Linked DNA regions of Homo sapiens: region 1 is linked to region 2. Evidence: chromatin contacts called from ENCODE Hi-C or POLR2A ChIA-PET data. All regions are on one chromosome and are shown on one strand. Each heading gives the region's core, a stretch centred on a gene start or an enhancer-like site at or near the end of the contact. The rest is flanking DNA. Distances are from core to core; before and after follow the strand shown. Region 1 overlaps ARHGAP29-AS1 (ARHGAP29 antisense RNA 1). Region 2 overlaps ARHGAP29-AS1 (ARHGAP29 antisense RNA 1).

Region 1 (4,731 bases), core at 1,342-3,841, 41 kb before region 2:
AGCCTGACAAAGAGGCCGTTGAGGGCAATGCCAGCCCCAGTGTTGAAGGTGGAAGAGTGGGTGTCACTGTTAAAGTTGGAGGAGACAGCCTGGTGCTCAGTGTGGCCCACGATGCCCCCGATGGCCCCCTCCGATGCCGCTTCACCACCTCCTTGATGTCATCATATTTGGCTGGTTTCTCCAGAGAGCAGGTCAGGTCCATGACTGACACATTGGCAGTGGGTACATGGAAGGCCACACCACTGAGCTTCCTGTTCGGCTTGGGGATGACCTTGCCCACAGCCTTGGCAGCACCAGTAGACACATGCAGGGATGATGTAATGGAGAGCCCCATGGCCATCACACCACAGTTTCCCAGAGGGGCCATGAGAGTCTTCTGGGTAGCAGTGATGGCATGGACTGTGATGCTGAGTCGCTTCATGATGCCAGAGTTATTATGGATGACCTTGGCCAGGAGGTTAGGCAGCTGGTGGTGCAGGAGGCATTGCTGATGATCTTGAGGTTTTTATACTTCTTATGGCTCATGCCCATCACGAACGTGGGGGCATCAGCAGAGGGGGCAGAGGTAATGACCCTTTTGGCTCCACCCTCTAAGTGAGCCCCAGCCTTCTCCATGGTAGTGAAGATGCCAGTGGACTCCATAACATAATCAGCACCAGCGTCACCCTGTGTGATTTTGGTGGGATCTCCCTCCTGGAAGATGGTGATGGGATTTCCATTTTCAGCCTTGATGGTGCAGTGGAACTTGCTGTGGGTGGAATCATACTGGAACCATGTGATTCCATGGTAGACCATGTAGTTGAGGTCATTGATGGTGATGATATCCACTTTGCCAGAGTTAAAAGCAGCCGTGGTGACCAGGTGCCCAGTATGGCCAAATCCATTTACTCTGGCCTTCACTTTCATCATGGTGTTTCAGGGACATAGCTGGTGCCTCACTAAAGACTGGGCCATCTGTTGATGGGAGGAGCTGAGAGGCTGAATTTCCTTCCTCTTTAAGGCTGAGTAATATTCTACTGAATATTTTACATCACTGTTTTATCATGAGAAAACTGGACTTAGAGGGGTTAACTTATCCAAAATTAGAGAGAGAGAGTAAGAGAAAGAGCTAGGATTTGGGCCAAAGCAATCTGATTCCACAGTGCAGCCTCATTTCCCTTGTATATCCTGATGCATGTAGGTTAAGGGCCTAGCACTGCACCTGGATCAGGATGGCTGTTGCAGAAAGGCATTCTATTGTTTTTGATTATCCAGCACCTCTTCCACAGCTTATCTGGGTAACACAACTCCTCTTTTCCTTGAGGAGCTCTGTCTATGACTGTACCCTCATCCCCCCTGGCCACCATACAAGGGGCAGAAAGCTGAACATATTGCCCAGGTCAAGAAATCAGAGCCTTCCTTCCCTCCCCATTGCAGTGACAGATTCAGGAACGGTCACATGGGTGCAATCAGAGTCCTTCCTGGTGCTATGAGGAGATTGTGAGTCAGGAGTTGTAGGTGTTCATTTTAAAAACTTAGCAGGGAGATGGCAAGAAAGGTGGAGTCCTGAGCAATATCTGAGCCGCTGGATCTAGACACGTCTGAAGCCAGTTGTCCCTATCAACTTCCCTACAACGTGATTCCCCGTTTTTGCTTTTAAGCTAATTGGAATTGCATGTCTGGAACTTGCAAGAGAAAGAAACTGACTAATTCACTAGATCAAAAGGCCCTCATGGGAATGAAAAGGAAAAAACTAACAAGAGGTATTGTGAAGCTGTGTGATGTGAAAAAGAGGAAAACATCGAGAGTCTTTCTGTGGTTCAGATACCTGGTAACCAAGAATACTGCTATTACTGAGAAGGTGGAAGAAGTTGCTACTTTGGGTAGAGTTAAACGAGAAAGTTTCTGGTACTCCCAGGAGTCCAGACTACTAGTTAGCTTCCAAAGGTAAAATGCCCAATGTCACTTATGTCTGCTAAGCACTTCATCCTCTTCAGAATCTCAAACTCGTTAGTGTGTCCAAGGTCTGATTGGGATAGGGCTTTTGGACTCTGATCTTTATCCCCAACCCTGCTCAGTAACCTGGTATGAATTCTCCTTCCAAATATAATTTATTCATTAATCTGCTCATTCATTAATTGAACACAGGCTTGCTGAGTGCTTATGTGTATAGAGGACCTATATGCCAGGTATTAAGCCTATATGCCATAGTACCTATATGCCAGGTATTATGCCAGGTGCTAAGAACACAGTGATGAGAAAATAAATATGGTCCCCTATCTTCAAGAAGTTTGTAATCTAGTGGAGAAATCAGACATAGGATGGATTATCACCCACATGAATATAATTAAAAATTGTATTACATTCTATGAAGATAATAGAGATTAGTAAGAGGTATATGGGGGGATCTAATTCAGGCGGAGGAGAGTAGGATGATTAAGGGATAGCTTCTCTGGGAAAATAACATTCAAGCTAAGGTCAGGTCAGATGAGGTCAGCACTAAAATGAAAAAGAAAGGTGGAAACCAGAGGTGTTATTCTCACCCAACCATAAGAAACAAGTGATTCACCCACCAGGAATGTGAGACGGAGAGGCTTGAAACTGGTTTCTTTAAAGTGGAGCTACTTAGGGCTCTTAGAGCAGGGACTGGCAAATCAATTAAGTATTGTAGGAACCTCACTGCCTGTTGCCCAGTCACCTCTCTGTGACTCTGCTCATGTATTCATCCATTCACTCATGCATTCAAGAAATAGTTAAGGAATATCCACAAGTGAAGGGCATTGTACTAAATGATGAGGCTTCAGGAGAAGCAAGACAGCCTCCAGCCCAGCTCTCAGCAAGAAGGAAGAAGTACAGGTGGGCCCGCCTTCAGACAGCTCCAAGAGATGCCTAAGCCTTTCCCTTAGGGAATCTGCTGCACACTGGCATATGTGCATGTTTCATAAGACTTCTATCTCTGGGCCCCAATGCCTAACAGACTGGTACACTTTTTTTCTTTCATAATTCACAGAGTTAAATCTAGTTCTCCCAGTAGAGGCAAAGGTCCTCTCTACACATAAAGCTAAGAAAGAGATCACATGTGACAACATGGCAGGCTGACACCAAACACAGCGTGGCTGCCCAGTCCCTCCAGATAAACATAAGGAAAGGTCATCCAAACACAGGAAGACAGCCGCCCCCTTCCCTTTTCCTTTACCCCCTCCCCTTCCTCCCTCTGGCTCCCTTATCCCCAGAGGGTGGACCCAGCCTTTCCCAAAGTTTATTCTAAGAGCTCCAGGCTCCCACAGTGGAACGTGCTGTGGACATGGGAATACAACAGCCTAGCCAACAGGGAGAACCAAAAATATAAACTGAGATATTTAATAGATTTCTGTTCCCCCCCACCACCGAAAAAATTGTGGCAGAAATGTCTGGTACTACTGTTTTTACTGTCCTTGATATGTCAGCCCTTCCTAGAAGGTGGTCTTCTAAAGTTTATCGCATTTGTCAGCAAACACTTTGCAGAGAAAAGTTAAGCTCTTTCTTAGGATTTCTGTGCCACTCACATAATCCACTAAACAAATGCAATAAATTTTAGGGAACAAATTCCAAAAAGCCTTGTATTTCAAATGCCAGCGATGAGTTTAACAAGAGTACAAGTAACACTAAAACTGAAGGAAAAAAATTAGAAGGCTGAATTTCCTCTAAATTCAAGATTGGAATTTTGTAAATAATCAGGAATCCCAGAGTCCATAAATAGAAAGTCATTTTATCTTTTACTGACATACTGATCAAAACAGTGGTGAGAACATAAGCTTTGGATTTTACTTGCCACTTAGGAGAAAACAACATTAATACTGCAGGATTATGTACCTCGATGATTATAAACCAGCATTTGTGATGAAATGTGCAGTACTAATTTCAAAACAGACCCAGTGTTTGAAAGCAAAGCATAATGGTGACCTTTCTCATTAGCTGTTGCTCAAACAAAGATATGTTCCAGCAATATCCGATGCTTCCTTCCTGCCAGGGCCTCCACCCAATGCAATTTAAAACACTTGTGTTCTATCCAAACTAGAGCTGAGAATGTGGTGTTGTAGCTGAGCTTCAGTAGCATTGTGTTTATAGTTTATTATTACTTTCTAAGTTTTTTAATGTTTTGTTTTCATAAATTTATTGTCATGAGTTGGGTTTGCAAGATTAAGCATGTGAAACCATGTAAATGAACTCGTTATATATATATTTACTCTTCTACTTTTCCATCTTTCTATTTTTGTGACAAATAGCATTATAGGTCCTTAACCATAAGAACAGAAATGTATCTCATTTCTCTTTGGTGTTTTAATGAATATATTGCAGGCAAAAACAAAACCAAAAACAACTTTTAAGGATCACACCTATCTTGTTTTGTGTAAAATGCTATAAACCCAAACCTAAGGAAAGAATCTGAGAAACCAAAAGAGAGAAATTGAGAGACCACTTGAATACAGGTAATCCTCACGTCTCTAATGTCTAATGCTCTTGCAATCGTTAAAAGTTGAAAATAGTCAAAGCCAAGGCAATTTCCCATGGAACAATAAATAATGAAGAATTTAGATGCTGAACAAAGACCCAATGCTCAATCTCTATAGAAAGACCGTAAACACTTAGTACAGCTATAAATTATGTAGACCATTTATATTTTCTATAATGGGTACAATATTGTAATAGAAAAAAATTAAATGCACGTTACTTAAAATAATTTTGCCTCTTTATACTTCTGCAGTATAAAAC
Region 2 (4,884 bases), core at 2,285-4,784:
TTTTGATTTGCATTTCTCTAGTGATCAGTGATGTTAAGCTTTTTTTCATATACTTATCGGCTGCATGTATATCTTTTTCTGAAATGTCTGCTCATGTTCTTTGCCCACTTTTTAAGTGGGTTGTTGGTTTTTTTGCTATAAATTTTCTTAAGTTCCTTATAGATGCTGGATATCAGACCTTTGTCAGATGCATAGCTTGCAAACATTTTCTTCCATTCTGTAGGTTCTGTTTACTCTATTGATAGTTTATTTTGCTGTATAGAAGCTCTTTAGTTTAATTTCCATTTGTCAAGTTTTGCTTTCGTTGCAATAGCTTTTGTCATCTTCGTCATGAAATCTTTTCCCTCTCCTATATCTAGAATGGTATTGCCTACGTTGTCTTCCAGGGTTTTCATAGTTTTGAGTTTTACATTTAAGTCTTTAATCCATCCTTAGTTGATTTTTGTATATGGTATAAGGAAGGGGTCCAGTTTCAATCTTCTGCATATGGCTAGCCAGTTATCCCAGAACCATTTATTTACTAGGGAGTCCTTTCCTCATTGCTTGTTTTTGTCAGCTTGCTTTGTCAAAGATCAGATGGTTGTAGGTGTGTGGCCTTTTTTCTCAGCAATCTGTTTGTTCCATTGGTCTATGTGTCTGTTTTTGTAACAGTTCCATGCTGTTTTGGTTTCTGCAGCCCTGTAGTATAGTTTGAAGTTGGCTAGTGTGATGCCTCCAGCATTCTTCTTTTTGCTTAGGATTGCCTTGCTTATTCAGGCTCATTTTATGGTTCCATACGAAGTTTAAAATAGCTTTTTCTAGTTGTGAAGAACATTATCAGTAGTTTGATAAGAATAGCATTGAATCTATAAATCACTTTAGGCAATATGGCCTTTTTAATGATTTTGATTCTTCTTATCCATGAGCATGAGATGTTTTTCCATTTGTCTGTGTCATCTCTGATTTCTTTGAGCAGTGTTTTGTAGTTCTCCTTGTAGAGAACTTTCACCTCCCTTGTTAGCTGTATTCTTAGGTATTTTATTATTTTTGTGGCAATTGTGAATGGAATTGCGTTCCTGATTTGGTTCTCAGCTTGACTGTTGTTGGCGAATAGAAATGCTAGTAATTTTTGTATGTTGATTTTGTATCCTGAGACAGCTGAAATTATTTATCAGCTTAAGGAGCGTTCAGGTCAAGACTATGGAGTTTTCTAGGCATAGGATCATTTCAAGACTCCAAATCTTAACCTTACTTCTAAACTACAAAATCGTCTTAATTTTGTTGAGATGTAGCTACACTTGACCTGCACGCATAACACAGTAAAGCCAAATGAGACCCAAACTTGTGATAGTAAACACAAATAAGTGTTTATTACTTCATTATGTTCAATTATGGAGATGAAATTACATTAAATGAGATCAGTGTTATAATAACCTATGTGCCTTGATTTATAAAGCATGTCTGAGCTTCTGCAGCAGGTGAACTGGAAAAGGGGAAGCTACAGAGCTGAGGTAAGAAGGTCTGGCCAAGCAATAGTAAGGGACTTTCCAAGTGTTGATGTCTAAGAGGAGAGTGTACATTCAGAATCTCTGGATAGTTTCCAAAAAGTCCAATCTGATGGAATTCGGTAGTGGAGATGGTGGTTTCATGGCCTGGTTTTTTAATGTTTCAAGAACAGAGACACATTTACCTTAGTTAATGGGGGTGCAGAATTAGGAAGGTGGCATTGCAGGGATACACAGGAGGTTGTAAGGAAGTCAGGAAACACTCAACAGCTGCACAGCTATGCCTCACAGAGACCAGAACATAATTTATAAGATAGAAGCTGCTTTAGAACACAATGCAGTTTGAGTTATCCTGTGGGCCCTCAGACACCAGCATCAGCTGCCTTAATGCTCTGCCACTTTTATGATGATGCAGCTGTTCTTGTCTCTGTTTGACTATTCCTGCCACTACCAGCCAACTTCCTTCATTTTTCTTTGTCTCATGGCCTCAGCTCACTAATGGCGCCTGCTATCACATGGTTTCTTTTTCTGTGTGTCTTTCCAATCTCTCTACCTACTACCAACAGCAAGTCCCCCATACCCCTACAAAGCATTCTATTTAAACTCTCCAAGACAGAAGGTCCTATTAGTGCTATTGATTATTCTTTCCTTCATTAAGTAAAGCTTCCTTGCCAGATTACTCCATAGAACACTGACAGGCCTACAGACGAGCTGCTCTTGGACCAGATACCCAAATTTGATTGAATCAGCTGAGGATGGGATATAGGAGCTTGTGACCAGCTTTCTTCAGAGTTGCTATGGGCATTCCAAAATTGAAAGTGTAAGAAATCCCTCTGCAATGCAGAGAGTCCATCAGATTTGAGGCAGGGCCCCTCTGGGGGTAAGAGAAAGGAAGGGATCTGTCTTTAGAGAAACGAAAGCTGGTTTGGTTGTCAGAATCGTAGTCTCAAAAGGGAAACTGAGCCAGAAGCCCCTCAGATAGACAGGGCAAACATGGCAGAAAATGGGAAAAGGCTACCATATAATGCACACTCGAATGTCCATGGCTCATCCCAGGCATAACAGATTTTAGGCTTGTGATGACGTGGCAAATGGTGGTAGACATTGGTAGATGGACTTCCTAAACACAAGCAAGTCTTGCTCAAGATTAGATCAGAACTAAGCCATTTTGAATCAACACATGGAATGCCTCTGGTCCTCTACAGAAACTCCGTAGAGACTTTTGCATTATGCAGGGAGGACACTTTTCCTCTCTGAAAAGTTCATTCTTCGGCCAACAGTGAGTCAGAAAATGCTCTCTGAACTTTTGACTTGGGAGCTTTGAAATTTAAACTTCCAACACAGATTCCTGTTCCATCTTGAAAGGGCATTTTAGTATTTAAATTTTTTTCTTTATCATGTGTATTAGTTTCCTGTGGCTGCTTTAACAAACTACCACAAACTTGCATCACTTAAAACAACAGAAATGGATTCTCTCACAGTTCTGGAGGCAAGGCAGGCCCATGCTGCCTCTGTAGTCCCTAGAGATGAATCCCTCGTTGCTTCTCCCTAGTTTCTGATGGTTGCCGGCAATCCTTGGTGTTCCTCGGCTTACAGGTACATTGCTCCAATTTCTACCTCTTCCTTTATACAGGTATCTTCCCCTTGTGTCTCTGTTTTCTCTTCTTGTACGGACAACAGTCACTGGATTAAGTCCCACCCTAATCCACTATGACCTCATTAGAACTAATTATATCTGCAAAGACCCTATTTCCAAACAAGCTTACATCCTAAAGTTCTGGGAAGACATGCATTTTATGGGGACATTATTTGATCCACTACAACATGTCCAATCTTTGGTCAAATTAATACTAGAACAAAAATTCTATGCTTTTCCTAGTCTCTGTTGGATGAGGTATATTCATTACTTGTATTTCTAAAATGGATACAGGTCACAGAGATGACTGGAATTGTGAAATCTCAAATCTTTGACCAGCTGCCCATCACTGGCAGAGTTCCAAGGAATCTAGGCAAAAGGGACAGACACCTAGTAAAAGAACACTCCTTATGACTACTTGGGAATTTGGCCCTAAACCCCACTGCCTGTCCCCACCCACCCTTGTTCTAGAGATTTGGGCTGAACCACTTGGCCTGTGTTCTACATACCTGAATGAAAGCAAGAAAATATCTTCTTGCAGACTCAGAGTCAAGACTTTATGATTTTCCATGGTGACAAGAGCTCAAAAATGACTCACCCAAATGAAAAACACCACAAGGGAAAGAAAAACTTGATCTCTCTACAGTGGGAAGCAGCAGACACAGAGGATAAAGATGTGGGTTTTTTGAGTCAAGTCTGACATGAGTTCAGATCCCTGGTTTTGCCACTTACTAGCTGGGTGAACTTGTTCATATTAATTAGTCTCTTTAAGTCTCAATTTCCTCGTTAGAGCAATGGAGATCATAATATCTTCCTTATAGGTGATTGTGAAGAGTAAATAAGATAATCTATGTAAGACCTTACTACATAGGAAGCGCTAGTTATAATCATTACTAAGGCCTTGAACAACTGGCCTAAACTGCCCCTATCAGGCCTGTTGTCTCCTGGACCCTTCCCTGATTACCACTGGAACTGCCTAAAGCAGAAGGCTTTCCCCTGTGGGAGCCCCCTAAGACCCTCTCTCAACAGCCCATGAGAGCTAAGGTCTCCAAAGAGGGAAGGCAAAGAACACTGTGGTATCAGCTAGAGTTTCTAACTTACAGATGACAGACTGGCAGCTCTCAGGCCAGATTCCACCTCTCATGATTTTTATTTGGCCTGGACAATTTTAAAAATTTGGAATTTATTGTCCACATTAAAAAATTCAGAAATGTTCTATAAAAATCCAAATTCCTGGCTTAAAAAATTGAGAGACCAGGTAATACTGAGCATAAGTTCTCCTATGACTAGAGGGCACATTTACTGTAATGTACAAATTGGCACACTTCTGAGAGTGAGAGAAGGGTCTATCAATAATTTTACCTGAACAATTAGTGTTAACTGAAACTGTCCAGGGCAAATTAGGAATGGTCATGTTACCCATGACTCCAGTGGTCTGGAGGTAAGTAGGAATGGATACTTCCTGCAGGAGGTCTTGTCTCTCTGTTTGTCTAGGGTTTTGAGTTTTGAGCTTCTATTTTAATACTTTGTCATATCATACCTAATACTTGGTCCTCCAACACCAGAATCCAACATCCCTGATCGGGGCTTCTATCATCATCTTCCTTCTCTAAGAAGGAAAAGGTATGGAGTGAGTTATCAAATCAGTGCATATGCTGGACTTCATTCAGGTGCTCTCAGGGGTTCTGATAAGATTTCCAATAGGGCACAGACTACCTATACAATGTTGGCAACACTCTGTCATCATCCAGTGCCTATTAACTA

The links. Hi-C counts contacts between places; a loop is a spot of excess contacts on that map. ChIA-PET counts read pairs that join two places held with the same protein, here RNA polymerase II (POLR2A). Pooled maps may share reads with other maps.
Region 1: a loop to region 2 is called in a map of PC-9, with 5 times the contacts of the local background. The contact joins two enhancer-like sites. A Hi-C loop is called at or near these places in 31 of 168 maps with a recorded cell type or tissue (ACHN, Caco-2, Calu3 and 16 more) and 16 of 50 pooled maps. POLR2A ChIA-PET finds 5 or more read pairs at or near these places in 11 of 52 experiments (BJ, HCT116, HEK293 and 8 more).

The regions. Positions count from the first base shown.
Region 1 is chr1:94,298,216-94,302,946 of GRCh38, reverse strand. All of the region lies in intron 2 of ARHGAP29-AS1 (ARHGAP29 antisense RNA 1), which reads right to left. It also overlaps a transcript of ARHGAP29 not described here and the pseudogene GAPDHP29. Among named protein-coding and RNA genes, the nearest start is that of ARHGAP29-AS1, 53 kb to the right of the region's middle. Within about 2 kb of position 2,591, at least 9 of the 41 ENCODE cell types and tissues checked have a DNase peak (open chromatin) inside an H3K27ac peak, as active enhancers do; they include HCT116, PC-3, PC-9 and 2 more, where a contact is called at or near this core.
Region 2 is chr1:94,257,806-94,262,689 of GRCh38, reverse strand. All of the region lies in intron 2 of ARHGAP29-AS1 (ARHGAP29 antisense RNA 1), which reads right to left. It also overlaps a transcript of ARHGAP29 not described here. Among named protein-coding and RNA genes, the nearest start is that of ARHGAP29-AS1, 12 kb to the right of the region's middle. Within about 2 kb of position 3,534, at least 13 of the 41 ENCODE cell types and tissues checked have a DNase peak (open chromatin) inside an H3K27ac peak, as active enhancers do; they include HCT116, PC-3, PC-9 and 2 more, where a contact is called at or near this core.